Regions from separate parts of the Homo sapiens genome. Here region 2 is linked to region 1. Evidence: chromatin loops called from intact Hi-C (ENCODE). Cell type or tissue: mammary epithelial cell. All regions are shown on one strand. Each heading gives the region's core, and the rest is flanking DNA. Links, peaks and the distances in the headings are about the cores only.

Region 1 (15,445 bases), core at 3,340-11,339:
TAACTGGCCTAACAAACAGATTTTATATTTTATTGAAACAATTCCTATGTCATTAAGTTTTTTATTTGCCTAGGAAAACTGAGATTTAAAAAATTAAAGTTATTAACATCCATACAATGTTCTGTATTGCTTTTAAAGTCCTTGTTCTGTTGAGTTACAGGGCTTTGACTCCTGTATCTAAAAAGGACACCAAGTCCTGCTAAATCTTAAACACTGAAAGCTTCTAAAACCGTATCTTCAGAACCAGGAGAAGATGATAATCAAAAGAAACTGCACTCATGAAACACAGGGCCAGAAATTGAAACTATCTTACCCCTCAAAGTCCAGGGGCTATTGTGGAAGATGTGGGTACATGCGATTGTAAGAGCCTATTTTGAAAGATAAAATTGGTTTTATCTTGGTTACAGTTTCTCTGTAAAGATTAGTATCAAAGGCTCACTGATGCAAGACTAACCTCTGAGCTCCTGTGTCAGATTAACAAGGTTTTCTTGGAGTATTAACCCACTTTTTCATTTAAAAAATTATAAAATGTTACAAAAAGGTTTTTGGAAATTATATAGTATGGTGAAGATCATTAAAATTTAATAGATTTGTTTATAAGATTTGAGAAACAGATTTCATTGGCCTCATGCTATCTTTATTAGGGCTTATTGTTTGGAAAATTAAGTCTCCTCTCTCAAAGAGTAATGGTTTTGTCTTTTGACTTTTTTTTTTTTGAAATCTTTGAGTTATCACTTTGGTTAAATGAATGACTTATTTTACAATGACCAATGACCAATGATCCTATTTTGTGATAGCAGGTGTTTTAAAGTTTTGATATTTGATTTTTTCAAAATTAAATTCTAAATTCAGTCCTTTTGACTCATTAATTTTTTTGATATTAGGTCCCCTTAAGTCCAAAAGACACATATTTGCCTTATTTGGTATAATACAATCATTAGATATTAATTTCATATTTGACAATACCTACTGTATAATTTTATTATACCAAATAAATGTAACCTAATAATCTATAATTATAATTTATATTTATAGATTTAACCTGTAATTTTATTATACCAAACAGGTATAACCTCATTTCATGGGATGCGCCCATTCCCCTGAATTCCTCCATCTCCCCTGGGACCTGTGTTGAAGGTCATCTCAGTAGCTTCTAGGTTTTAGTGATAATGAATAAGGCAGTGAATGTGACATGTAGGTTTTAGGTGTACATACATTTTCAAGTCAGCTAGGTCAACGTCTATGACACTTGTGGTCACGTGGTACAAGTACATTTAGCTTTGTGAGCAATTCCCAACTGTCTTCCAAGGCGGCTGTACCATTTTGCATTCAGCAGCAGCAGCATTTTGCAGCAGCAATGCACAGAGTTCTTGTGGCTCCACATCCTCTATGGTGTTTGGTGTTGTCAGTGTTGCCTGTGAAGTCTGAGCCCCTCTTGTGGGTCTCTACCTCAGGTACTTGTGGGTCATAGAGAGAACTTTTCACCATGCAGCATGATTGTGTTTGCTACCGCTTGTTTCCTCAGTAGCCACTTGGGTTCTGGACCCACATGCCCCAGCTCGGCCCATGGTTTGGAGCTCAGTAGATGCTCTGTGATGCTGGCTGCTCCCTGGCCAAGAGAGCCCTTGGGGGGCTCTGTCACGTCCTATCTTGGACTCCTGCATGGGATGCCCCTATTCCTCTGAATTCCTCCGTCTCCCCGGGACCCTCCATCCCCCATAGGCCTTACCTGACTCTGTAGTGCTCCCAAAACATGACATGGTGTCTGAAGGTGCACTTCATGTCCAGGTCAATCTGGTTTATTTTCGCTGAGGACATCTTGCCCTGCTGCTTTATTTTCTGCTCCCTCTGCTCCCAAATCCTAGGCCCTCCTGAGTGTGAGCCCATAGAAAGACCCTCTTCCCTTCCCTAAGTGGCCACCTGGACTGATAACCTGTGGTGGATGAGGATGGGGCTGGTCCTTCCCTGGGGCTCACTCTCCCTCAGTTGCTTTACAGTGAGAGCCCTGTATAGGAGCCCTGCTCCTTTATTTTCTTTAGGGCAGGGCTAAAGGGCTGGTTCCTCAGGAAGGAACCAGCCTTATAACAGACAAAAGGCTCACTACCACAAACAGCAATCATTCAGCACTTCTGGAAGGAAAGACGATTTTTTTTTTTTTTTTTTTTGCAGAAATATCCTTCTCTATCTTATTTCCAAAGCCACTGAGGGTCACCAGAGCCCAGTTCACTTGTGGTTCCCATGCCATCGTCTGTGCCTAGGATATGGGACTGACCATCACTCAGGCTTGACTTTTCCTCTAGCTAGAGACCTGGGCTCCTGACATGGCCTGGCCTGTTTCTTCCGCTGTGGCTGAGTGTGGAAGGACCATACCTGGTACTTACTTGGGTTTTCAGCCTTCACCTTCTTAACGTCCAGCAGGAGTGACCATGCCTGACTCCACATCTGCAGGGGGATTCCTTAACAACATGCTTTTTTGCCTTAACAACATGCTTTTGCTGCAGATATCAGCCAGGGCCTGTTTCTCTGCTCCTCGCTAAGAATGCTTTGTTTCCCATAAGGAATGCTTTTAGCTAATATATAATCTATAGAAGCAATGCTTATCACTGGCTTACTGTCAATTAATATGTGGGTCTAACTCCATTCATGGCTCTCAGCTCTGAAGGCTATCAGCCCCTGATTCCCACTCTACACTCTATTTCTGTGTCTGTGTCTTTAATTCCTCTAGCGCCACTGGGTTAGGGTCTCCACGACCGAGCTGGTCTTGGCAATTGGTTGGGAGGACAGAAGACTGACTCACTGTGGAATCTCAAGCTGACTGATGACCTTGTAGATGTAAACATCTTCATCTCCTGTGTCCACTGGTGCCCTGGATCAGCAACCTGCAAGGCAGAGGGAGAGAGGGTGAGGGAGGCCAAAATAAAAGTTGTTGGGTATGGGCGTGTGGGCAGCTCATCCTTGCCCTGCATCCCGAAGGAGTCCAGGACCATCAGACCAGGGAACAGAGGGAGAGGTGAGACCCGCCTCCCTGGAGGGAGCAGCCTGACCTGTGTCTGCTTATACTTGGCAATGATGTCCCTTTACTCCTGGGCGAGCAGGATATCCATGTCTTTGTCCATATCCACCCTATAAGACAAAATACTCCCAAAATTACATGGCACCTGAGAGCTTTAGAGAACACCCCATACATCTGCTCCCAGATGCCAGCCGGGTGAACTTCATTTCACCAACACCCCCAGGACAATGGGACCAAGCCAAATGGCCCCACCTCTGCCAGGACTTCTGGAGTCCCTGGGCCTGACCAGAGGTGGGCCCTTTCCTGAGGACTTTAAAACAAGGAGACCTAGACAACAAGACTTGTTGTCCCTAAATGTCCTGAAATGGGCACACACTCCACAGCAGGATGAACGGCATCTACCTGCTCAGGGTGAAGGGCCATGATGACTATAATGGACACCTGGAGGCAGACTAGGGCCAGGAACCAGAAATCTCTATATGATCAGCCTCCTGCTATTGTTCAGACACCATGAAGATGCCCAGTTTTCTATAGGAAAGAAGAAATCTCATGAGTGTTCTGTTCCACTCAAATCTTTACTCACTGTGGCCAGTGAATCCATTTGAAGAATAACACCAGTCAAGAAGGAGGATGTTTGGTTCGGAGAAGGCTTGATCTATTGTCTCCAAAGCAGCCTCCCTTTGGTGGAGGGAGGGCAGATTCCACAGTCCTGAGCAGTTGATACAGGAAGAGGCTTTGTTTTCCCAGGTCACCAAAGAACAAGTGAACTCTTGGGGACAGGTTCTGGAGAACACCCAGAGGGGCCATCTCTCCTGGGAATACCTGAGACAAAGGGAAGGTGATACGTCTGGAGGACAGGTCAGAGAGAGGGCCTTGCAGGTTAAACCCCTGTCCCCAGGCCTCAGAGAACAGGAGGAATGACTGTCACCTTTCGGCCAGACCTCCAGGGTTTCTTCATTTTCCACAACTATTCGAGGGCAGAGGGCTCCCAGCTCTGCTCCCAAACTGGAAAACTCCAGTGCCTGGTGGGTCCCACAGTAACCATCAGAGCCCACACTTAAAGTCTGAATGGATAAGATCCCTGCCTCTGGGGAACTTTTTCTTGCACAGACTTGGACTGAGGGATGCCTCTAACCCCACCCACAGGGCCCCCCATTCCTGTGGCTCTTCCAGAGCCAGGTTCTACCCCCACTGGGGTCCGGAATCCTCAGCAGATTTTGTATCTAAGGCAGGAAGGCTGCAGAGGCCAGGAGTTGAGTGCAGGACAGCACAAGGCAGGGCTGAGATCACAGTCCAGAGTCACATCTGGGTCCCTGGGTCAGTTGCCTCCCCTCTGACCTCAGGCATCTCATCTTCAAATGGGTACATTAGCACCCATTCCACGAAGTCAGTGTGAGGGTGAATGAGACGGCTGCAATACATGGTCAGTGAAGAGAAAGCACCTGGTGGGAGCTCAGCGACATTACCCTCCACAGTGCCCTGGAGGCCAGTGATGCCATCTGGTAGCATCTGCCCCCATGTCAGCAGGAAGGGGAGACAGCAGGTCACACTTACCCGAGAATGATCAGTCAGCTGTGCTGAGATGTGCCTCTCACTTAGAAAAGGGTCCTGCACACAGAGACACTCACAGACACCACTGTGTGTCTCCAGCTGCTCCACAACTCAGAGGCAGGCAGATGTTCAGCAACAGTGACGTCTGGGGTTACAGCACCCATCAGAGTGGGGCCCTGCCTGGGTCAGCAGGGCCCAGGTCCAGTGTCCTCTACTCCTTGAACTGTCAACACGCATGCATTCAATGTGTTTGTGTGTGAGTGTGAATGTGTATGTTGTGAACACGTGTGTGCATGAGTGTGTCTCTTCTCTGGCTGGTCTTGGCTGCTCCACCACATGTGCACCCAGGTCCTCATCACTGTCACCCCCAAGGGCTGTGGCCAGCATCAGAGCATCTATGGGTGCTCCCTAGTCTCTGCCCTCTCCACCTGAGGCAGTTCTGGATATGCAGACATAGGAAGGGCAGAGGGCAGAGGGCTTGCCCTTTCCTCATAGGGACTCAGTTTGTGTGTAAAATTTTAGGCCTACATGCTCAGCAGGGCAGGATTCAGCACACCTTCTCACGTCCTCCTCCTCCTCGAAGCCTTCTGGGCTGCTGTGTCCATTCCCCTTTTATAGATGGAGGGAAGGAGGCTCCCAGGACAAATCTCCTGTCTGAGGTCACACAGTGGCAGGTGACTAGGCACCACTGACCAGGTCCCCTGCCTAACTGGACCTGAGGAAGGAGGAAGCTCAGGAGGGAGGTGGGTGGAATCACCTCTTGGATGTCAGCTTCTGTCCACCAGGTGTCAGGTGACCCCCTCTTATCTGTTTTCTTTACCTCTGCTATCTCCCTTGGTCATTGAAATTGAACTGGGGTGGGGACATATTGGGAACCTATACCTGCAGCCCTTCCATCTCCTCAGAAACCTTCCCATGGGCCCAAAAATGCCCCCTCACTGGCCTCCTGTTTTCTACTCTTTAACTCTTAACCTCACCCAGGCATGGGGCCATAGTGGCCTGGAGACCCTATCAGATGCAAGTCCATTAGGGCACATCCCTGCTTAGGGGTCACCACCAGTGCCCCATCCCAATGGGACGCTCCAGTGGCTAAGAAACCCCCTTGCTCCCACACAGCCATGTGGAAACAACCTCATGTCCATTGAGAGATGAAAGGAAATGGAGGCTATCCTCACAATGGAATATTATCCAGCCATGCAAAAGAAGGAAATCCTGCCATTTGCAACATGGATGAACCTGGAAGACGCTGTGCTAAGTGAGACAAGCCAGTCACAAAAAGACATATACTGTATAATTCCACTGAGATAAAGTACCTAAAATAGTTAAACCCATAGAAGCAGAATGTAGAATGGGGGTTACTGGGAGGTGAGAAGAGGGACATGAGGAGTTGCTTTTCAGCTTGTGTAAAATTTCGGGTATGGAAGATGATTAAATTCTAGAGATTCGATGCATAACATCCTACCTATAGTAAACAATGCTGTATTACACATTAAAAAAATTCTGCTAACATTAGGAGATATATGTGTGTGTACCTGTGTGTGTATACAGTGTAGTATTTTTTTTTTTTTGCTGAACAGTACTCCATTGTATGGATGCACCATAGTTTGTTTACACGTTCACCTGTTAAAGGACATTTAGTTTGCTTCTGGGTTTTGCCTATTATGACTGGAGCTTTTATAACAGTTTGTGTACGGGTGTCTGTGTGGACATAAGCTTTTATGTCTTTAGGAGAAATACCAGGGCTGAGATTGCTGGTTCCCGTGGTAAGTATATGTGTAACCTTACAAGAAACAAATTGCTTTCCAGTGCAGCTGTGCCATTTTGCTTTCCTGGCAGCGATGTGTTAGTCCTGTTGCTCCACATCCTCGCCGGCACTACTAGTGTCTGTGGTTTTTATTTTAGACATTCTAATGGGTGTGTAACAGGATCTCACTGTGGTTTTGATTTGTAGTCCCCTAGTGAGTCATAGTATTGAGTACCTTGTCTGGGCTGCTCTGCCTGCTGCGTGCCCTCGTTGCTGAAGTTTGTGTCTGAGTCTTTGTCTCATTTCTGAAACTGGTTTTGTTTTCTTGTTTTTGAATTGGATTGATTGTTTTAATTGGGTTGGCTTGAGCATTCTTAAGTGTTCTGAATATGAGTCCTTGTCAGACGTGTGATTTTTTAAAATATTTTCTCCAAATCTACAGCTCATCTTTTCATTCACTTAACAATGTATTTTACAGAACAAAAGTTATAATTTTGATGAAGTACAACTTATTGAATTTATTTTTGCCTTTTGCTATACTTTGCTTTCAGTGTCACATCTATGAACTCTTTGCCTAACTAGATTGGAAAAATTTTTTCTCCTATGTTTTAGTCTAAGCATTATATATTTTTATATTTTATGCTTAGATCTATGATCCATTTTGAGTTAATATTGTAACTAATGCAATTTGTTACATGTAAATTAGGAGGTTTAGATCAAGATTCATTATTCTGGATAAGACTGTCCAATTGTTGACTGGGTGCCGTGGCTCACGCCTGTAATCCCAGCACTTTGGGAGGCCGAGGCTGGTGGATCACGAGGTCAGGAGTTCAAGACCAGACTGGCCAAGATGGTGAAACCCCATCTCTACTAAAAATCCAAAAAATTAGCCGGGCCTGGTGGCAGGCGCCTGTAATCCCAGCTACTTGGGACGCTGAGGCAGAGAATTGCTTGAACCCAGGAGGCGGAGGTTGCAGTGAACCGAGATTGCCACTGCACTCCAGCCTGGATGACAGAGCAAGACTCCGTCTTAAAAACAAAACCAAAAACCAAAAAACAAAAAAAGACTGTCCAATTGTTTTAACACTGTTGAAAAGACCTTCCTTTCTCTGTTGAATTGCTGCTGTTCCTTTGTCAATAATTAGCTATAATTGTGTGGGTTTATTCCCAAGCTTCCCAATGTCTTCCATAGATCTATGTGTCTATCACTTCTCCAATATCACCTTGTCTCGGTGAGCTCTTTTGGAACAGCACTTTGGAAGGGTAACCTGCAAGTGGGGTGAGGGGCTCTATGATGGGACATACCTGGCCTAGTGGGCAAGGAAGGGCTTTATGGTCAAACATTCCTGGGATGCAGTAACGGCTTTCCCCTGTATTGCGGGACATCAAATATTCTCTTCATTTCTTTCAACTTGAATGTTCTCACCTGTAAAATGAAAAATAACTATTCTACCTTATTTGGAAGAGAAGACCAAGAACCTATATGACATTGAGCAGGTGTCTACGGAGCACCTAGTATCATGTGATACACTTGGAAGATACCCTGGTGAACATGCTGGACACAGCTCCTGCTTCTGTAGGGCTTGCATGTTAGTGAGGGAGACAGAGACATAACCAGACAACTGTAATTATGGGCCAACATTTCTGCCCTCAGAAACATATGATGTGCAAGTGGGTCAACACAACCCAATCGTGGAGTGAAAGAGAAGGTTCTGGGGCAGTGACTTCAAAGTGAAAGAGTACAGGGTGAGAAAGGGGCAGCACAGGAACAAAACAGGGCGTGGGGAAAGAGGGACTATAGGTAGGCAGACAGCATGGGAGAAGGCAGAGGATGAAGAGAGTAGGACAGCATGGTGGGGCATAGAGAGCACTGAACAATGGCGAGAAATGGGATCCACCAGAGAATAAAGGAAGGGTTTTGCATGTTCCAGTGAGGTGTTGGGCTTCATGTCGTTCATTTTGTTTTATTCTATTGAATTTTATTGCTATTATTCCACATAAAATTCACCATTTTAAGTTACACAATTTAATTTTAAATATATTCACAAGATTTGGAACTATCATTGCTATCTAATTCCAGATCACTTATATCACCCTTAAGAGAAAGCTTATACTCATTAGCTGTCAGTTCCTATTCTCCCCTCCTGCAGCCCCTGGCAACCATTAATCTGTGTTTAGTCTGTATGGATTCACCTATTCTGGACACTTTACATACATGGAATTATATAATATGTGGTCTTCTGTGCCTGGCTTCTTTCACTGAACATGCTGTTTTCACATTTCATCCACATGATAGCCAATGCCAGTGTTTCATTCCTTTTTATGGCTGAAGGACATTGCATTGTGTAGATGTATCAGTTTCCTAGGGCTGCTGTAACAATGTACCACAAACTGGGCGGCTTCAAACAACAGGAACTTATTGTCTCATAACTCTGGAGGTTAGCAGTCTAAAGTGTCAGCTGGCTACCCTCCCTCTGAAACCTGTAAGGGAATCCTACCTTGCCTCTTCCTAACTTCTGGTGGTTTGCCAGCAATCTTGGCTTGCAGGAGCATCACTCCAGTCTCTCCTCTTGTCACCACATGGTTGCCTTCTCTTTGTATGTTTGTGTCTTCACATGCTATCTTTTCGTAAAGACACCTGCCGTATTGGATTAGGGCCTGCTCTACTCTAGTATAACTTTGTCTTAACTAATGACATCTGCAATGCTGCTATTTCCAAATAAGGGCACATTCTGAGGTTTGGGGAGTAGAGCTTCAATGTATCTTTCTTGGGAGGGCACAATTCAACCCATAACAGTGGACACACCTTTTCTTTATGCTAGGCTTTCTTATAAAAGTAATGAGATGCCAGTTAAATTAACAGTCCTTAGTGCTTCCTGTTTTTTGAGTCAAGCGCTTCGCATGTGTTATGAAGTTTACAATTGCTCTGCAGGGTGGAAGGTGGAAGCTATTATTTATAAGAAAAAAAAATTAAGGAAAGAATGGTGAGAGGGTGAACCAAGGTCACACTCTTGATCCATAATGGAGATAGGAAGACTTTCCAAGGTTTTTCCAAAAGTTCTACACTTGGTAAGTGGCAGAGTCCAAATAGAAACTCAGGTTTTCTGCTTCCAAATCCCATGATCTTTGCAATGTTGCAAGTCTGGCTTCTGCTGTGAAACGCTACTGTTATAGAATACGTCTTCCAGATCACAGAAGCTTTCATGACCCTTCGACTGTCTCATGCAAGCAATGGTGAAATGGTAGAGATGCTAATTAAGCGGGGACATCAAGGGCACCCTCAGGGCTGAGTCAGCTGCAGTCCACAAGACAGAACTAAAAGGAAAGAATCCATGGGGAAACACCTTCATTAGGCCTTTTCACTATGGGAAAAGAACTTTCAGAGTTTGAGTGATGGGAAGAGTGAGGACCTTAAACAAAATGGTGAAAGCAAAAGAAATTTTTAGAGGAGAATGGTGGGTTCAATTTGGCCCTGGTGAATTTGAAGGGTGTATTAGTCTGCTAGAGCTGCAATAGCGAAGTATCACAGACTGGGAAGCTTCAACAAGAAAAATTTATTTTCTCATAGTCCTGGAGGCCAAAATTCTGACATTAAGGTGTCCGCAGTGTTGATTTCTTCTGAGGCCTCTCTTGTTGGTTTGTAGATAACTGTCTTCTCCCTGTGTCTTCACACAGTTGTCCCTCTGTGAGTGTCTGTGCCCTAATATCCTCTTAGGGCCCACCCTAATGATCTCATTTTAATTCTATAAAGACACTATTTCCAAAGAAAGTCACATTCTGAGATACTGGGGGTTAGAACTTCAATATACAAATTTTGAGAGGACACAACCCAACTCACAACAAAGACCTTGCTGTGCAGTAAAGCAGAGATATCTTTTAGGTTCTTAGCACTCAGAGTTGACAGTTGAGGAAAGACCAAGGTTGAGCATGTCATTTTTTTGTTTTGTTTTGTTTTTTGAGATGGAGTCTCGCTGTGTCACCCAGGCTGGAGTGCAGTGATGTGATATCAGCTCACTGCAACCTCTACCTCCTGGGTTCAAGCAATTCTCCTGCCTCAGCCTCCTGAGTAGCTGGGACTACAGGTGCACACCACCATACCAGGCTAAGTTTTTTGTGTTTTTAGTAGAGATGGGGTTTCACCATGTTGGTCAGGCTGGTCTCAAACTCCTGACCTCAAGTGATTCACCTGCCTCAGCCTTCTAAACTGCTGAGATTACAGGTGTGCGCCACCACACCTGGCAAAGATGTCATTTTTAGGAGGCAGAAATTGAAGACATGTGATATGGTTTGGCTGTGTCCCACCCAAATCTCATCCTGAATTGTTGTTCCCATAATCCCCACATGTTGTGGGAGGGACCTGGTGGGAAGTAATTGAACCATGGGGGAGGTTGCCTCCATGCTGTTCTTGTGATAGTGAATTGTTATCAGATCTGATGGTTTTTTAAAAGGGGCTTCCCCCTGTCCCCTTTCACTCTGCCCTTCTCCTTGCTGACACCATGTAAAGAAGAAGGTGTTTGCTTCCCCTTCTGCTGGCATTGTAAGTTTTCTGGGGCCACTCCAGCCCTGCAGACCTGGGAGTCAATTAAACCTCTTTCCTTTATAAATTACCCAGTCTTAGGCTGTCTTATAGCAGCGTGAGAACGGACTAATACAACATGTGATAGCTGATGATCCCAGAAACAAAGTCTAGAGAAATTGGGTGAGGATGCCAGTCTTGAGTGTTTTTGGTCATTGACAAGGTAAAATAAAATTTCTTAAAACGTTTTCCTACTTTTGCTATAGAAGCTTGATTTGTGAAATAGTGTTTGGAGAGTTGTAGTATAAATATCAATGCAGAGTGAATTAAAAAACAGAAGAAATGGATAAACCAGATTTACAATCATTAAGTAAATCAAAATTGGTAGTTAAAAAAATTTAGCATGACCAGGCCCAGATGATTTAACAGGCAAATTGAACAATTGAAAAATAGGCAGCAGGTAGATTTTTCTGGATTTACAGAGTGTATCCACCCCAGCATATCCACTTCTCTGAGCCTTCTCACCTCTGTCTTTCGTGGGGAGTTGTCACTTTTTCCATACTTACAGGAGCTTACCTTGAATCTGATTTGAACTATCTTCTGGAATCCCTGTTAGGCTGTTAAATCCTGTATCCTGTGAGGATCCTCCTGCATTGATAATAAACCTCTCTCATCTAACCTTAGGTTCTACTTGGAAATGGAGACCCTTTAGTATCCAGCCCCATGGATATCTCAGGACTTCTGCCCATATATGTGGCTATATTCTGTGGCTCTTCCCCTATTAAGTCATAAGGTCCCTGGCTGAGGTAGGCTGTGGTGAACCTCATCATTGGCCTGGCCACCAGGAAACAAGGTGTGAGCTGATCAGGGGGTTTTAGGGCACTACAGTCTTGTGGGAGAGCAGTCTCTGCCTTCTCTCCAAGCAAGGGGCCAGTGCTTTCCCTTCCTAGGGAGGGCTGGGCCACTCTGCACACTCAGATTGTGCAGGGGCATCTGGGGATTCAGATAAAAAGAGAAATGGGCAGAGGGGAACAAGAAAGGGGCACAGAGAGAGAAGCTGGGATGAGTCACGAGAGCACAGAAAGAGGGGCAGAGACACGGCTGGTTGCCAGCAAGGTCTCAGGATCAATAGGAAGACCATTGTTGGAAGGAGGAAGATTTCCCCAGTATTTTGTGTGGGAGCTCCAGTTGGAAGCTGGAAGCTCTGCTCTTTTGCATCTTAGCGTGAAGACGGGGACCATGGGTTCATCTCTCCCAGGCAGCTCTTCATTTTGTTGTTTTATTTTCTTTTTTGATTTTTATTTAGAAATTTTCTACATTTCCTAAAATCTTAACTTTTATATCATTGTTGGTGTCCAGTAAATTAAGAGAAATGTGGCAAAATGACATGGAATCCAAATACATCATCAAAGAGATATTTTATTTGTAAACAAGTTACTCTCTAAGGTCTTAAAATCTGCCCCAAGTGTTCTCTCTGCACGTGAACAGGCGGAATAATTGTGATAAAATGGAAGAGCCCAGCAGGTGGGGTCTGTGAGATCATTCAGCTGACTCCTGCAGACAATGTGCTCTCTCTCTCTCTGCCCCCACACTAAGGGTGCACTCCTTGTTCATCTCCAGGACGGTGTCAGCAAATGCTGCCTGGGGCATGCTGGTGATCACTGTGTCACTTTGGGTCAGGAAACACATTCTGGAGAGGACAAAGCAAGTGAACAGGCCTTGTACGCTGAGTGGAAGGCCTTTTATCTCCAAAAAATCAAACCAGAGAAATTAAAAAATATCTTGAAACAAAAGACAAGGGATACACAAATATAAAAACTTGAGGGTTCCAGGGACCAGAGGGCTTCTGCACCTTAGCCTGTTTCCTGCTTTGCTAAATGAGCAGATGTGTGATGTGCTCTCTTTGGTCCCATCGCTTCCTATTGTGATTCCTCCACCCTGGGCACTTGCTGTCATCCTGTTCTGCCGGCTGCTGCCTCACTCAACAAAACCTGTCGACTTCGACTAAGGTCAAGATTCATGGGTCGACCTTAGTACCACCTGCCATTGGCCCCAGGACCATGCCCTGTGCCACCACCCAGGCCCCAGAGCCCACGGCACAGCAGGTTCACCCTGAGGACATCTGAACAGGTCTTTTTTCACAAGAGGACAGAAGAAAGGATAGCGACACTGAGCTCCAATGCCGTGAAGAGGAGCATCACAGACAGGATCCTCTGAAATGCAGGATGCACGAGGTCTGTGCTGGACTGGCCAACCCTTCTGCCTTCCTGAGATGACCAGATGGGTTTAGACAGTGTCATCTGCTGGCTCCTCTTCCCTCGTACCTGACTCAACCTGCTCATGATCTGGGAGACAGTGTCATATCCTAGTATCCTGGGCCACTCCAGGGACAGCAGTACAGGTGGCAGGTGACACCCAAGGTTGAGCTGAGCCTCCTGACTCTTCATTCATCTGGCCTCCATGGAGAGTCTCCGCCTGTCTGGGTTTCAATTTCGTCTTCTGTAAGATGGGGACTTCCCACTCACCCCTTAGGGCGGTTTGCAGGTCCACAGAGGTGGTGAGGCAGAAGGCCTTCCTTTGTAAACTGAGCGCCAGCACCTGCTACCCACCTATGCTCCCTGGGGTGGGCCTGCTTGGCTTGGCTGGGAGGCAGCAAGGGGCACCTTGACCAATCAAAGTGATGTGCTGGCACAGTTGCTAATTCTCACGCCAGTCCCCAGGAGCTATCTGCCTGAGGAGGAGAACAATTCTGCTTCCCTGGGTCACCTTCCATGGAACAATGACTTCCAAGTAGAACAGGTAAGGCCACAGGTGGGCAGAATCTAGAATTTATTTGTACAGACTGTGACTATAGTGGGTTAGTGTCCCCCCTCAAATTCATGTCTACATAGAACCTGAGAATATGACCTTATCTGGAAATATGGTCTGTGTAGGTGCAATTAGTTAAGGATCTCAAGGTGAAATCATCCTGGATTTAGGGTGGACCCTAAATGCAATAACTGGTGTTCTTATAAGAAGAGAACAGGACACAGAGACAAACAGAGGGGAAGGCCTCATGAGGATGGAGACAGAGGTTAGAAAGACGTGTCCAGAAGCCAAAGAATGCCTGGAGTTCCCCAAAGCTGGAAGAGACAAGAAAGAGTTTTTTCCTAGAGCCTTCAGAGAAAGAGCGGCCCTGCCGACTCCTCGATCTTGGACTTTGCTTTCAGAACTGTGAAGGAATTCACTTCTGTTGTTTTCAGTCACCAGTTTGTGGTCCTCTGTTATTGTGGCCATGGGAAATGAACACAAGGACCCCTCAGGCAGGGGTTGCCGCTTCTCAGCTCTTCCTGAGAAGCTCCTGAGCCAGAGAGCTCAGGCTGGTTTCTGAGGAGCTCATCCTAACCCACTACACAAACCCCATCCAGCCACTCAGCAGATGCCTCCCCTGCCCCTCAACCCTCCACTCCCATTATAGCTGCTCCATCTATGGGAGGATGGCCTGAAGCCAGCGATGAGGGGATGGGACAACGGCCAGGCTGTGCACACATTCCCCCTGCCTGCTGCCTCTCCACCCCTAGAATATCCCCCTCTATGGCTGCAGGAATGCAAATTTCCTCTGCCTTCTTTTCTCAGTGTTCCACACACATGTTCTCTTGACTTTATTGACTAAACACATTTTAGAGCAAATACTGATGCTCAGACTGGCTCTAATGCAACAGAGAATGCGAAACCACATTCTGTCATTTTCATAAAGTTCTGATTGCAAACAACAATTAAAAAGCCCATTCCGTATTTGTTTCCTGATTTTTTGGGGTCATTTTTGGCCATCCCATCCATTTTTGTGCATGTGGTGGAATTAGGATTTAGCCTCTTGCAGCCTCCCTTGACCTGTGGCTCTTGCCTGGCTGAACCTGGGCACTGCCAGCCTGTGGCCACCCTGTTTATGAGGTTCCTATGTCTCCCTGAGCTCTTGGCCTTTCTTGAGCAATTCGCTACCCTGACCCTAGAGTTCTTGCTTGGAAAAACCCATCCCTTGAGACTATGACAGTTAAATCAGTTTGTTTATTAAGGTGCTCAAATTGAAACCAAGTTGTTGGTTATGTCTTTTTGCAACTACAGTCTTGCTTGATATTGTACTTGAACAACTCTTTTGGCACAGTCCAGTCAAATGCCTGCTATTCTCCCATGTGTGGGTTCCTGTGTTCTGCCTCTTTCCGCATGGTCCACATCAGAAGGAAGCAGTGAACAAGAAGCAGAAAATCTCAAAGACTTCACTAGTCTGGAACATTCTACCTAAAAATACTCACCAGTAAGCTGGAGCTGGCCACAAAGCAGCTGGTGGTCTCATTCTTCGAAAAGTAGTGGCTGTCTTGGGGCACTGATGGGCAGGCACCACCAGTTGGCACTGTCTGGCAGCTGGGAACACCCCGGCTAGGTGATAGGGAAGGACAATGAGGCCCACTGTGGCAGCCATGGGGCTTAGGAGGCTGCTGATCAGGCTGTTCCAGGCCTGCAGGGGATCTGGTCAGGGTCTGCTCCTGAGCAGTTCATGCTCCTGGGGCACCACGATCCCACCAGGCCAGCAGCAGGTTCTCACATCCAGGATCCTCGGCAGGATGGGACTTCCTCTTCTGTTATA
Region 2 (15,445 bases), core at 4,795-12,794, 100 kb after region 1:
TTTTAAAGTTCCTATTGATATATTCCCCTGCCTAGAGGGTTTGGTGGTCGTTTTCTTCCTCTTAACTTTATTAAGGTATGACTGACACATGAAGTTGTATATATTTATGATGTTTACTGTGATGTTTTGAGATATGTATACATTGTGAAACGATTACCACAATTAAGCCAATTAACACATCCATCACCTCACATAGTTACAACCTTTTGTATGTGTGTGGTGAGAACATTTATGATCTTCTAGTTTAGAAAATTTCAAGTATATAATACAGTATTGTTAACTATAATCACCACGCTATATGCACATTATATAGGTCACATTTTTAAATCCACTTCTCTGTTTTGATGGACCTTTGGGCTAATTCTGTATCTTGGCTATTGAGAATCATGCTGCAATGAACACAAGAGTGCAGATATGTCTTTGAAATACTAATTTTTTTTTTATTTTTCCATAGGTTATTGGGGTACAAGTAGTATTTGGTTACATGAGTAAGTTCTTTAGTGGTGATTTGTGAGATTTTGGTGCACTCATCACCCAAGCAGTATACACTGCACCGTATTTGTAGTCTTTTATCCTTCACCCCCCCTCCCACTCTACACCCCAAGTCCCCTAAGTCCACTGTATCATTCTTATGTATTTGCATCCTTATAGCTTAGCTCCCACATATCAGTGAGAACATACAATGTTTGGTTTTGAAATACTGATTTTATTTCCTTTAGACATATACCCAGAAGTGGGATTACTGAATCATATGGTATTTCTACCTTTATGTTTTTTGAGGAATCTCTATATGTTCCCCATAATGGCTGTACAAATGTAAATTCCCAAAAACAATGTACAAAGGTTCTCTTTTTATATCCTCATTAATACTTGTTATTTTTTGTCTTTTTGATAAAAGCCATTCTAACAGATGTGAAGTGATATCTCGTGGTTGTAGTTTGTATTTCCTTTGATTTAATGATGTTGAACATTAAAAAATACACTTGGCCATTTGTGTGGAAATATCTATTTCATTGAAAAAATGTCTATTTAGATTCTTTCCTCATTTTTAAACTAGGCTATTTGTTTTCTTGCTATTGAGTTTTTAAAAAATGTATATTTTGGATATTAACTCTTTATGAAATATTGTTTTCCCATTTCATAGGTTATCTCTTCATTCTGTTGATGTTTTCTTTTGTTAAATAGGAACTATTTAGTTTGGTAGAATCGTATTTATTTTTGATTTTGTTTCCTGTGCTTTACGTATGATATTTTAAAAATATCATTTCCCAGACCACCATTGAGAAGTTTTTCCCTGTTTTCTTCCAGTAGTTTTAGTTTCAGGTCTTGCCTTTCAGTTTTTAATCCAATTAAATTGATTTTTGCGTATTGTTTGAGACAATGGTTTAATTTCATTCTTCTTTAGGTGGAATATTAAGTTTTTCCAACACAATTTATTGGAGAAACTATTCTTTTCCCATTGTATGTTCTTGGCACCTTTGCCAAAGACCAACTGACCATAAGTACATAGATTTATTTCTGGGCTCTCTATTCTGTTCCATTGTTCTATGTATCTGTTTTTATGCCAGTATCATACTGTTTTGATTACTATAGCTTTGTGGTATATTTTGAGTTCAGGTAGTTGTGCCTCCAGCTTTGTTCTTTTTGCTCAAGATAGCCTTGGCTATTTGGAGTCTTTTGTGGTTCCATAAGAATTTTAGTACTTTTGCTATTTCTGTAAAAAATTCCATTAGAATATTGATAGGGATTGTAAAGAATCTACAGTTTGCTTAGGAAAGTATGAGCATTTTGACAATATGAATTCTTCCAATCCATGAATAAAGAATATCTTTCCATTTATTTGTATCTTTTTCAATTTCTGTCATCCATGCCTTATAGTTTTCAAGGTACAGATCTTTCACCTTCTTGGTTAGATTTATCCCTAAGTATTTTATTTACCTTTGATATTATTGTAAATAGAATTGTTTTCTTGATTTCCTATTCAAATAGATCATTGTTGTAAAAATGCAACTGGCTTTTGTAAGTTAATTTTGTATCCTGTGAACTTAACTAAATTTATTAGTTCTCACAGTTTTTGGTGTAGTCATTAGGGTTTTCTAGATGTAAGATCCAGTCATCTGCAAACAGAAAATTTTACTTCTTCCTTTTTAGTCTGGATGCCTTTTATTTATTTCTTTTGTGTAATTGCTATAGCTAGGAATGTCAGAATTATATTGAAGAGAAATTGTGAAAGTGGGCCTCCTTGACTTGCTCCTGATATCGGAAGAAAAGCTTTTAGCTTTCCAACACTGATAATGAGAATAGCAGTGGACTTGATATACATTATCTTTATTACATTAAGCTATGTTTCTTCTATACCTAATTTGTTGAAAGTTTCTTTTAGTTATGAAAGAATATTGAATTTTATCAAATGCTTCTTCTGCACCTATTATCATATGGTTTTTATCCCTCAGTATGTTAATGTGGCATATCATATTTATTAATTTGTGTATGTTAACCCATTCTTGCATCCTAAGGATGAATCCCACTTAGTCATGGTGTATGATCATTTTAATGTGCTGTTGAATTCATTTTGCTAGTTTTCATTGAGGATTTTTGCATCTATGTTCATCAGGGATATTGGCCTGTAACTGCATTTCCTTATAGTTGCGTTGTCTGGCTTTGGTATTAGGGTAATGCTGACCTCATAAAGTGAGTTTGAAAGTATTTCTTCCTTTTCATATTTTTGAGTGAGTTTAAGAAGATTGGCATTAATTATCCTATAAATGTTTGGTAGTATACATCAATAAAGCCATCAGATCCTGGGCTTTTTTGAATAGGAGACATTTTATTACTGGTCAATCTCAGCCCCAGGCTGGCAGCTTTTGCCGTGGTCTACTGGAACATGAAAAAGTCTGTCTGAGGCTTCCCTGTTGAAGAAGCATATGATAGTCACAAGGAGCAATTAAGGGAGGAGAAAAAGAAATAGAGAGAGAGACTTACTCAGCTCTCAGCTATTCCGTGACCAGACTGAAGTCATTCCAGCAAAGGTCAGAGACATTATGGATCAGAGTCAACCATTCTCTGCTGTGTTTTTCCAAATTTCTTACCCAACAAAGCATGTAACTTAAGTGTTTTAAGCGATTGAATTTTGGGGTCCTAATGTGTTATGCACTAATAGTTAACCAGAACCCCATGTGCTCTTCTACAGTTCACAAACTCTCTGAAGTTTGAATTATGTGGCAGATTCTCACCACCAGAAATGACAGAAAAAACATATTGTATAAAAATATGCATCAAATATATTACTGATAGTGTGGGACAGTTGAGATTAGGAGTTGCCATCTCCACACACACATTGTTGTTTTGTTTTATTATAAACTAAACTGGAATTGAGGGACCAAAGAAGGTGAAGTTAGAAGACAAAAGAAGCATGGAGAGAAGTCAGAATAAAATTGTTTAGATTTACAAAAGTGCATGCAGGGACCTTGAAGGGTCAGTCCACCAGCTTAAAATGCCTTTTCATAGTATTTTCTGTCTATTCTTTAAATATTTATAAATTATAGAATCCACCATTTTTTCAGGGACAGAAGCCATTTATAGGAACTTAAAAAGTGAGGAACATAGCAGTTCATGTCTAGAAATACTTCAATAATTATGACTTCTATGCCTTTGCTTAGTATGAGTTTGGTGCCAAGTAAGAAAAAGAAAATAAAATTTTGATAAAGTCGTCATCTTCCGCAATTAAAGGCTGAGGGAACAATAACATCCTAACGAGATTGAAAGAGTCTTAAGAGCTTTGTTAAATTATCTCCGATTTTTAATATTTTAAGTAATCATTGAGGGTGTGGACAGTTGACTAATAAGAGATATCTGGAGACAGAGGTGCCAAAACTATTTAGATGAACTGTCAGGGTTTTTGTTGTTGTTGTTATTTAGTGATTACAATGTCATTTGCTTTAATTACTTGTCTCCTTGTTTGAAGAATAAGAAATCAAGACCCACCCCTTAAAAATTCTCCTTAACTCATACGTCAGTTAGCATATTCTTTTCCAGTTGAGTAACTATGGCCCTAAAGTAAAATCCTCAAAATATCAAAGCATAATAATTTTATTTATAATATTATAATGCATTAACCTAGAGGGACCAGATAGATAAATAGACCCAAGTATTATCCATATATTTGATATATGGGAAAAACAGGCATATTTCTATACCCAATTTCATCATAAGAACATATAAAAAACCTAACATCAATTTTATCAACTGATATCTTCAAAACATAGTCAGCAGTAGAGTTCCATGGCTAGTATCCCATTCATTCAAATGTCCCTTATATAATCCAGGAAAGCATTGTTAAATACAACTACAGCATATTTTTCCATATATTTTTGTTTTATCCAGTTCCCTCTGTTGTACATTTCTAAATAATTTAAGAAACAATGTAATTACAAACTCATCTTTTTAATTGTTTATTTATGCTTCAGAAGAGTTCTTCAAGATTTCTTTAGGCCAAAGCCACCTTTTCATTGCTCTATTAAAGGCCCCTTTCACTTCCTTGTTCCTCAAAGTGTAGATCAGTGGGTTTAGTACTGGAGTGACCACAGTATACATGATGGCAGTGATCCGGTCCTGGTCCATGGAGGTCCCTGAGGCATGATGAATATAGGTGAAGAGAACAGGTGCATACAAAAGAATAACTACCATCAAGTGGGAGGCACAAGTGGACAGTGCTTTGCGGAGCATGCTAAAAGAATGAGTCTTGAAGAAGAGATGGGTGATAATGTAGAAATAGGAGAGTAATGTGAGAAAGAAGGGGCCCATGGCGATTGTCCCTGTGACAGTACTGAGCAGCCACTGATTAAGCTCAGCTTTAGCAATGGCTTCACATCACAGAAGAAGTGATAGATACGGTTAGAACCACAGAAGTTCAAGCGAGAGGTCATTAGGGAGTGCAGCAGGGCATGGAAAAAACCAATCATCCAGATTGTGATGGCCATCTGGGTACAGAGCTGAGGGTTCATAATGACAGTGTAGCGAAGTGGCTTGCAAATAGCCACAAAGCGGTCAAATGCCATCACGGCCAACAACATGGCCTCTGTGCTGCCCAGGAAGTGGAAGAAATGGAGTTGGCTTATGCATCCCAAGAAAGAAATTGCTTTGTGTGCAGAGAGGAAGTTCTGCAGCATTTTTGGCAGTGTTACGCTGGAGTAGCAGATGTCCAGGCAGGACAGGTTTCCCAAGAAGAAATACATAGGGGAATGGAGTCTAGGATCAGAGATGACAATCATCAGAATGGCTCCATTCCCAGCCACACTGATGAAGTAGATGGTAAGGAAAACAACGAAGAGAAAAGGCTGCAGTTCTTGAATGTCTGTCACTCCCAAAAGGAGAAATTCAGTGACTGAGGTTGTATTCAGCATTGCTTCAGACAAAAGACAAAATAATGTATGGAACACTAATCACAATCAGAATCCTTCCAGCTCAGAATTTTCTTACCAAGCCAAGAATATCTGGAGGGAGAGTATTGTTGTTTTGCATGATTCAACCTCACAAGTTTTACATTTTTGGCTTTTAGATGGCTAAATATTAAAGATATATATATATATATCTGTTATGATCTCTGACACAACTATTTTTTTATTATGTTTTTCATTAATATATTTCTTTCTCCCAGGAATCAGAAAACGTTGCTAGCCTACAGTCTTCTCTGGCTGTGAATATTTTCATTCTTTTTTTTTGAGATTCTCACTCTTTCTCCCAGGCTGAAGTGCAGTGGTGTGATCTTGGCTCACTGCAACCTCCGCCTCCTGGGTTCAAGAGAGTCTCTCGCCTCAGCTTCCCAAGTAACTGGGATTACAGGAGTCCACCACCACACCTGGCTAATTTTTGTATTTTTAATAGAGATGGGGTTTCACCGTGTATGCCAGGCTGGTCTTGAATTCCTGACCTCAAGTTATCTGCCTGCCTCGGCCTCCCAAAGTGCTGCGATTACAGGCATTAGCCACATCTCTGGGCCTGTGAATATCTTCATTCGGTCACAGCTTTCCTTTCATCTTCCCAAGCAGCTCTCACAGGGGGCAATTTTTAAGCATACCACATAGCTATCTCTTGGCCTAGTAAGAAACCACCAGTAGGATGTTAACTTAAATAAAAAGACAGGTTTCAATGCATCAAAACCACGATTTTTTTTTTAAATCTTGAAAGAGTAGTAGTAATTGCATTTCCTCATTTTAGAATGTAAATGAATTAGAGATATTCTCTTACTGATCTCTTCCTGACCCACATCCCTGAAATGTCGCAGTGACCTACTGGGGTAAGAAACATGACCACATTAATCACATATTAACCTGAATATTTAAAATTTCATCACTATTATATCTGATGATGAGCTCAGTTTCTTCCTATAATCTGACCCTTTATACATTTTTTGAAATAGAATCCCAAATTATTTTTTTCATTGCAAATGTTATTGTGCTTTTATTCACCAGTTGATCTTAGACTCTTTCTTTCCTAGGAAATCTGTGAATCCCTGGATAAGAATAGTATTTCCTCTGATAGATTCAGTAGTTTCTCTTCTTTTTTCACCAATACTAACCTCTCCTCAAAATATATATTCAGCCTTCTTGAAATTGTCTTCTCTTGTGATCTATTTTCTTAAGTTCTGTTTTTATTTTGCCTGAAATAAACTCACTCATCAGATATTAAGGAATATTCTACCTCAAGTGAAATTCACCTTCTTCTCTTCTAGATCCATTACATTTTCTAGAAAAATTTTTTCTCCATAATTTGCAAAGTACTGGTATTATCTTCATTAGGTTTACTAATAAAAGCAGACATAATATTGTGAAGTAGCTTCTTCTTTGTTCTTTTCATTAGGCTGTAATGGATTAGCTCTTGTATATTGGGAGGGAAGAAGTCAGGATGTGTGGGGAACTTACAGAAGTGAGAGGCACTGAGAGAGCTAGTAGAACTGTAAAGAAATTGAAAAGAGATGCTGACATTGGAGTGCTTCCTATAAAAGGAGTATCATTCAAGGTTTTAGAAACCACTGAGGAGAAAAGAATATAATTTGATGTGACTAGGGTAAAAAAAAATAATGAACAAGGGAACACTTCTAGAGAGCCCATGGGTTTTTTGGCTTCATAGCTGGGAAGAAGTTTTGAAAAACAATCTAACTTTTACTATACCTCCATGAAGGACTGCCTTCAAATAATTCACAATAACTTTCTTGAATGACCATGTATATTTTGTATATTTAAAAATTACCACTCCTGTTTAAAATACAAATTATATTTCAAATATAATTTTTGGTTCTTGGACCCAGAAAACAAAATTGTCCCAAAAATCCATATGGTAAAACATATATTCCTAGCTTCTGAGAAAATTAGCAGTCAGAGTGGTCTGTAGTAAATCGTTTCCTTCACTGAAATTTCACCATTTAGAAATCACATGTTTGCTTTGGATAATGTCTAGAGAACTAGATATGTTGAATTGAGAACAAGGTATGGCAATAAAAACATGGTAAGTCAAGGGCCTTCATATCTCACAAACACAATGAGGAGTCCACCATTAGATAGAAAATGAGATCTAGATACTGGGTGTTTAATACTAGCAAGTAGATAGATCATTCATTAACATATTGAGATTATGTGTAACTTCACAGCCTGTCTCCTAGTTCATTCTCTTACCTGATTGAGTGTTCTGATTCACAGTTAAGGAAGCTATTCATGTTTATATTCCCAGTGATTATAAAAGTTAAAACATATTTGAAGTAATAGTTCATGTTGGGATTGCAGCATAAACTCATCTTTAAAAACCTCTTTCTCTCTTTCTGAAAAATCAGTCTGCCTTTTAATGAGCCACAGGTCTCTAGACATAGAAATCCAAAGGGAGAGTGTCCCCTGGTGTTGAGAAAGATTTTAGGAATTAGCAGGATGCCTTTCCACACCTGTAATATGAATCAGTGGCCTTGGGGAATTCCTGTGTGAAGTTTCATTTGTTTTTTTCATTCTTGTTTTTTTTTTTTCCTTACTAAGTTTGTTCCTTAGTTTTAGAACTATGGCCAACACAGGTCTCAATGGCTTAATATGTTTTCTTAGTCAAATTTCTTTTTATTTCCTAGGACAGAGATATGGATTTACTTTCCCATTTTTGGGACTTTCCTGAAAGAATACCCTGGTATTTTTCAGGAAACCTGTTTTGGCTACTGTTGCTCTGTAGTATAGCTTGAAGTAGGGTAACATGATGCCTCCAAATTTGTTCTTTTTGCTTAGAATTGCTTGGCTATTCAGGTTCTTTTTTGGTTTCACATGAATTTTAAAGTGTTTTTCTAGAATAAACTAGTTTATTCTAGTATTCTAAACTTTAGTTTAGAAACTACCAAGAATGTCTTTGGTAGTTTGATAGAAATAGCATTGAATCTGTAAATTGCTTTGGGCAGTATGGCCATTTAAACAATATGATTCTTACTACCCATGAACAAGAAATCTGTTTCCATTTGTTTGTATTATCTCTGATTTCTCTGAGTAGTGTTTTGTAGTTCTTATTGTAGAGACCTTTCACCTGCCTTGTTAGCTGCATTTCTTGGTATTATATTCTTTCTTTGGCAATTGTGAATGGGATTGTGTTCCTGATTTGTCTCTCAGCTTGACTGTTGTTGCTGTATAGGAATGCTAGTGACTTTTGTACATTGATTTTGTATCCAGAAACTTTGCTGAAATAGTGTATCAGCTGAAGGAGCTTTTTGACCAAGACTATGGGGTTTTCTAGATATAGAATCATGTCATCTGCAAACAGGAATAGTTTTACTTACTCTCTTCCTATAATGCCCATTATTTCTTTCTCTTGCCTAATTGCTCTAGCCAGGACTTCCAATGCTATGTTGAATAGGAGTGCTGAGAGAGGACATCCTTGTCTTGTGCTGGTTTTCCAGAGGAATGCTTCCAGCTTTTGTCTATTCAGTATGATGTTGGCTTTGGATTTGTCATAAATGGCTCCTACTATTTTGAGGTATTTTCCTTAATACCTAGTTTATTGAGAATTTTTAATATGAAGCAATGTTGAACTTAATTGGAAGCCTCTTCTGTTATCTATTGAGATAATCATGTGAGTTTTGTTTTTAGTTCTGTTTATGTGATGAATCACATTTATTAATTTGCAAATGTTGAACCAACCTTGTATCCCAGGGATAAAGCCTACTTAATCATTTTGTATTAGCTTTTTGATGTGCTGCTGAATTCAGTTTGCTAGCATTTTGTTGAGAATTTTTGCATCTATGTTCATTAAGAATATTGGCCTGAAGTTTTCCTTTCATGTATGTGTTTCTTTCAGGTTTTTGTATCAGGATGATGCTGGCCTCATAGAATGAGTTGGGGAGGAGTCACTCCCCCTTTGTTTGGTAGGCTATTTATTACTGATTCAATTTCAGAGCTCGTTATTGGTTTCTTCACAGAATCAGTTTCTTCTTGGTTCAGACGTGGGAGGATGTATGTGTATAGAAATTTATCCATCTCATCGAGGTTTTCTAGTTCATGTGCATATGTGTTCATGATTCATCATGTCTCTGATGATTATTTGTATTGTTGTGGGGTCAATGGTAGCATCCCATTTGTCATTTCTGATTGTGTTTATTTGGATCATCTCTCTTTCCTTCTTTATTGATCTAGCTAGGAGTCTATTCATCTTATTAATTCTCCCAAAAAACAAACTCCTGGATTCGTTTATCTTTTGTATGGTTTTTCTCATCTCAATTTCTTTCAGATCAGCTCTAATTTTGGTTATTTCTTGTCTTCTGCTAGCTTTTGGGTTGGTTTTGTCTTCTGTCTCTAGTTCTTTTACTTATGATGTTAGGTTGTTAATTTGAGATCTTCGTATCTTTTTGATGTGGGCATTTAGTGCTACAAATTTCCCCCTTAATGCTGCCTTAGCTGTGCCCCAGAGATTCTGGTATGTTGTATCTTCATTCTCAATAGTTTCAAAGAACATTTTGATTTCTGCACTAATTTCAGTACTTACCTCAAATTCATTAAAGAGTAAGTTGTTTAATTTCCATGTAATTGCATGGATTGAGTGATTTTTTTAGTCTTGATTTCTATTTTTATTGAGCTGTTGTCCACCAATGTGTTTGGTATGATTTCAGTTCTTTTGCATTTGCTGAGGATTGTTTTATGTCCAATTGTGGGGTCTATTTTTAGAGTACGTGCCTGTGTTGATGAGAAGAATGCACATTCTGTTGTTTTGGGGTGGAGAGTTCTGAGGTCTATCAGATCTATTTGATCCAATGTTGAGTTCAATCTTTGTTTAAATCTTTGTTAATTTTCTGCCTTGATGATCTGTCTAGTACTGTCAGGGGAGTGTTGAAATACCCTACTGGAGACTCCCATTGTGTGGGCATCTAAGTCTCTTTGTAGGTCTCTAAGAACTTGCTTTATGAATCTGGATTCTCCTGCTGTGGGTGCATATATATTTAGGATATCTAGATCTTCCTGTTGAATTGAATCCTTTATCATTAGATAATGCCCTTCCTTGTCTTTTTTCGTTTTTGTTAGTTTAAAGTCTGTTTTTCTCTGAAATTAGAATTGCAACCTCTTCTTATTTCTGATTTTCATTTACTTGGCAGATTTTTTCCATCCCTTTATTTTGAGCCTATGGGTGTCATTGCATGTGAGATGGGTTTCCTGAAGACAGCATACAATTGGATTTTGCTTCTTTACCCAGCTTGCCACTCTGTGCCTTCTAATTGGGACATTTAGCCTGTTTACTTTCAATGTTTGTATTGATATATGTAGATTTAATCCTGTCTTTTTGTTGTTAGCTGGTTATTATGCCTGCTTGTTTGTCTGGTTGCTTTATAGTGTCACGGGTCTGTGTACTTAAATGTGTTTTTGTATTGGCTGGTAATGGTGTTTTCTTTTCATATTTAGTACTCCTTTCAAGATCTCTTGTAAGGTGGGTCTAGTAATACAATCCCTCAATGTTTACTTGTCTGAAAAGATCTTATTTCTCCTTCACAGAGAAAGCTTAGTTTGGCTGGATATAAAATTCTTGGTTAAAGAAATTTTTCTTTAAGAATATCGAATATAGACCTGCAATCTCTTCTGGCTTTCAACATTTCTGCTGAGAGGTCCACTGTTAGCCTCATACGGTTCCCTTTGTAGGTGACCTGCCCTTTCTGTCAAGCTGCCTTTTACATTCTTTCTTTCATTTTGTCCTTGGAAAATAAGATGATTTTGTGTGTTGGGGATGATCTTCTTGTCTAGAATCTTGCAGAGGTTTTCTGTATTTCCTGCATTTGACTATTGGCCTCTCTAGCAAGATTGGGGAAGTTTTCATGGTTGATATCCTGAAATATGTTTTCCAAGTTGTTTGCTTTCTCCCCCTCTCTTGCAGGGATACCAGTGATTTGTAGATTTGGCCTCTTTACATAATCTCATATTTCACAGAGGTTTTGTTCATTCCTTTTCCTTTTATTCTTTATTTTTGTCTGACTCTCTTATTTCAGAGAGCCTGTCTTCAAATTCTCAGATTCTTTCCTCAGCTTTGTCTACTCTGCTATTAATATTTGTGATTGCATTGAAAAATTATTTTAGTGAGTTTTTCAGCTCTATCAGGTCAGTTAGGTTGTTTTTATACTGGCTGTTTTGTCTGTCACCTCTTGTATCGTTTTATTGTGATTCTTAGCTTCCTGGGATTGGGTTTTGCCATTCTCCTGAATCTCAATTATCTTCATTCCTATCCATATTCTGAATTCTATTTGTTATTTCAGCCATCTCAGTCTGCTTAAGAATTCTTGTTGAAGAACTAGAGTGATCATTTGGAGGACATAAGACACTCTGACCATTTGAGTTGCCAGAGTTCTTTTTTTTTTTTTCTCATCTCTGTGTGTGAGTGTTCCTTTAACTGCAGAACTGCCTCTGATTGAAGTGGTCAGGTGGCAGCTGGGTGATTGTGCTGGAGTCCCAGGTCATGTGGCCTTGCCCAGTGAGGAGAAGTGAGGATCAGGATCTGCATGGAGAACAGTTCAGCCACTTTTCTATGATGTGGATGCTCTGTGTTATGGGTCCCAACCAGCCCTTGGTCCCACAGACTCTCCAGGGCCTGGGGACACAAGGATGAAGACTGTGAGAAAGCAAAGATGACAACCCACCCCTTCCATTGGGAGCTTTGTCCCAGGGCATTGCAGAACTGCTACTGGCTCAATAGTCCCAGTGTAAGGGTGACTGGAGACTAGGCTGGGAGGATCTGCCCCAGGAGAAGATACAGGATTGGGGACCCACATAACATACAGTCTGACCACTTTTCCATAGAGCTGCTACCATATTCTGGGGATCTGCTCCAGTCCCTAGTCACTTCAGATTTTCCAGTACCTGATGGTATCAACAGTGAAGTTTGTCAAACAGCAAAGATGGCGGCCTGCGCCTCCCTCTGGGAGCTCTGCTCCAGGAAGGAATGGACCTGTTACCAGCCCAAACACACTGGCAGGGTTGGCTGGGGATCCCAGAAGTTCCCACTCAGTGAGGAAAAACAGGATCAGGAGGTGCATTAAAAAGCAGTCTGGCCACTTTTTCATAGAGCAGCTATGCTGTCTTTGGGGTCTACTCCAGCCCCCAGTTGCTTCCAGCTCTCCAAAGCCCAAAAGTGACAATGGCTAAGCCTGCAAAACAGTAAAGATGGAGGCCTACCCCTCCTCTGGGAGCTCTGCTAGGGAGGTTTGGGATTGCTACTGGCCGGAAAACACCAGCAGAAGTGGTTGTAGACCTCGGTCAGGGGATTCCTCCCAGTAAACAGAAATGGGATCTGAGACCCACATGAAAAAGTGGTCTGGCCATCTCTTTGTAGAGCTGCTATGTTGTGCTGGGGTACCACTCCAGTCCCTAGTCACCTCAGATTCCCCAGAGCCTGAAGGCACCAATGGTTAAGGCTATGAAACAGCAAAGAAGGCAGCCCAAGCCTCCCTCTGAGATCTCCATCTCAGGGAGGTATAATGTTGCTACCCATGGCAGCCTAGAGTTCAAAGCTATTGGGTCTTATCCTGTGATGTTCCATGGAAATGGGGCTTGCAGATAGTCATTGCTCAGCCCCGTGGATTTAGACCGTTTTCTAGGGGTATATATGGGGGGGGGTGTCTAACCTCCCAGTTTGCCAGAGTTGCAGTTACTTTTGCTGGGAAGCCTGGGTATCTTAAGCTCCTGTGGCTTCCAGTGTGCCTGAGTGGATGCTCTGACGAGACTCCACATAGCTTTGCATGTCAGACTGAAGGCCCTGGTGGAGTGAGTTCATGAGGGATCTCCTGACCTGAGGGTTGCAAAGTTCTGTGGGAAAAGTATGGGTTCCCAAGGTCGCTCACTCACTCACCACTTCTCTGGGCAGGGGAGGCTACCCTGGCTACATGTCATTCCCAAGTGGGTGGTTCTCCTGCCTTGCTTTTCTCTGTTCTCTGTGGGTTGGGTTGTTTTCTTGATGAATCCCAATGCACGTACCCAGTTCAGTTGAAGATACTGTATTTACTTGCCTCTTCTATTTTGCTCTGTGACAGCGGTGCACAATAGGTGCTTCTCGTTGGCCATCTTGGCCAGCCCTCAACTTCTTGTTATTTTATACACTGTGAATATAATACAAATGAATACTATTTATTGCATGCTTATTATGTGTAAGGTATTGTTCTAAGTTCTTTACATCTATTAGCTCTCTTAATTCTCACAAAAACCCAATGAAGTAAGTAATACAGTCATTTATCTTATATCACAAGAAAACTGAGGCTCAAAGGATTTAAGTAAATTTTTCTTCTTGTGATATATTGTGAAACCAGGACTCAAACTGAGGCTCCTTAGTTCTAGTGATCACTGTATTGTGCTCTTTCAAATATTATTCATCTTAATTTTATCTACAATTTTCTTAGTTGACTAGCCATTCGCTATTTTAATGAAGTCATGATCAGCAATTTTCTTCTTTATGTATTGTCTCTTTGTGATTGTACATATTATTTGTTTTAAATTTTCTTTTATTACAAAGGAAGCTTCATGGGCCTGCGACCCATGCAGTCACAAAGGACCCTGCACTCAGAAGGGCCCTATGTTTGATTTAATGCTTTGTGGTCACTGTCTTGAAACTCTTAGTAATTTTTTTTAACTTCCTTTTTTTTATTATTATACTTTAAGTTCTGGGGTACCTGTGCAGAACGTGCAGGTTTGTTACATAGGTATACATGTACCATGGTGGTTTGCTGCACCCATCAACCCGTCATCTACATTAGGTATTTCTCCTAATGCTACCCCTTCCCTACCCTCCCACCCCCTGACAGGCCCTGGGGTGTGATGTTCCCCTCCCTGTGTGCATGTGTTCTCACTGTTCAACTCCCACCTATGAGTGAGAACAAGCGGTTCTCTGTTTTGGTTTTCTGTTCTTGTGATAGTTTGCTGAGAATGATGCTTTCCAGTGTCATCCATGTCCCTGCAAAGGACATGAACTCATCCCTTTTTATGGCTGCATAGTATTCCATGGTGTATACGTGCCATATTTTCTTTATCCAGTTTATCATTGATGGGCATTTGGGTAGGTTCCAAGTCAATGCTATTGTGAACAGTGCTGCTATAGACATACATGTGTGTGTCTTTATAGTAGAATGATACATAATCCTTTGGGTATATACCCAGTAATGGGACTGCTGGGTCAAATGATATTTCTAGTTCTAGATCCTTGAGGAATCGCCACACTGTTTTCCACAATGGTTGAACTAATTTACGCTCCCACCAACAGTGTAAAAGTGTTCCTATTTCTCCATGTCCTTTCCAGCATCTGTTGTTTCCTGACTTTTTAATGATCACCATTCTAACTGGCGTGAGATGGTATCTCATTTTGGTTTTGATTTTCATTTCTCTAATGACCAGTGATAATGAGCTTTTTTTCATATGTTTGTTGGCTGCATAAATGTCTTCTTTTGAGAAGTTTCTGTTCATATCCTTTGCTCACTTTTTGATGGGGTTGCTTTTTTCTTGTAAATTTGTTTAAGTTCTTTGTAGATTCTAGATATTAGCCTTTTGTCAGATGGATAGATTGCAAAAATTTTCTCTCATTCTGTAGGTTGCCTGTTCACTCTGCTGATAGTTTTTTTTTGCTGTGCAGAAGTTCTTTAGTTTAATTAGATCCCATTTGTCTATTTTGGCTTTTGTTGCCATTGCTTTTGGTGTTTTAGTCATGAAGTCTTTGCCCAAGCCTATGACCTGAATGGTATTGCCTAGGTTTTCTTCTAGGGTTTCTATGGTTTTAGGTCTTATGTTTAAGTCTTTAATCCATCTTGAGTTAATTTTTGTATAAGGTGTAAGGAAGGGATCGTGTTTCAGCTTTCTACATCTGGCTAGCCAGTTTTCCCAACACCATTTATTAAATAGGGAATCATTTCCCCATTGCCTGTTTTTGTCAGGTTTGTCAAAGATCAGTTGGTTGTAGATGTGTGGTGTTATTTCTG

What was found. Peaks named below come from ENCODE experiments on the same cell type or tissue, not always from the same donor. Only the 100,000 strongest peaks of a DNase experiment are listed, where the experiment ranks them.
Region 2: a loop joins it to region 1, with 6 times the contacts of the local background. A loop is called at or near these places in 2 of 110 quality-filtered maps.

What each region holds. Positions count from the first base shown.
Region 1 is chr6:29,507,337-29,522,781 of GRCh38, reverse strand. LINC02829 (long intergenic non-protein coding RNA 2829) reads right to left here. Exons shown (of 5, transcript NR_183360.1): 4 at 15,114-15,445; 5 at 12,218-12,514. Among named protein-coding and RNA genes, the nearest start is that of LINC01015, 14 kb to the left of the region's middle. In mammary epithelial cell, for the core only: no CTCF peak of the experiment used is centred there; a DNase peak (open chromatin) is centred at 6,491.
Region 2 is chr6:29,407,237-29,422,681 of GRCh38, reverse strand. It overlaps the pseudogene OR12D1. Among named protein-coding and RNA genes, the nearest start is that of OR12D2, 19 kb to the right of the region's middle. In mammary epithelial cell, for the core only: a CTCF peak has its summit at 7,890 (motif pointing left); a DNase peak (open chromatin) is centred at 7,911.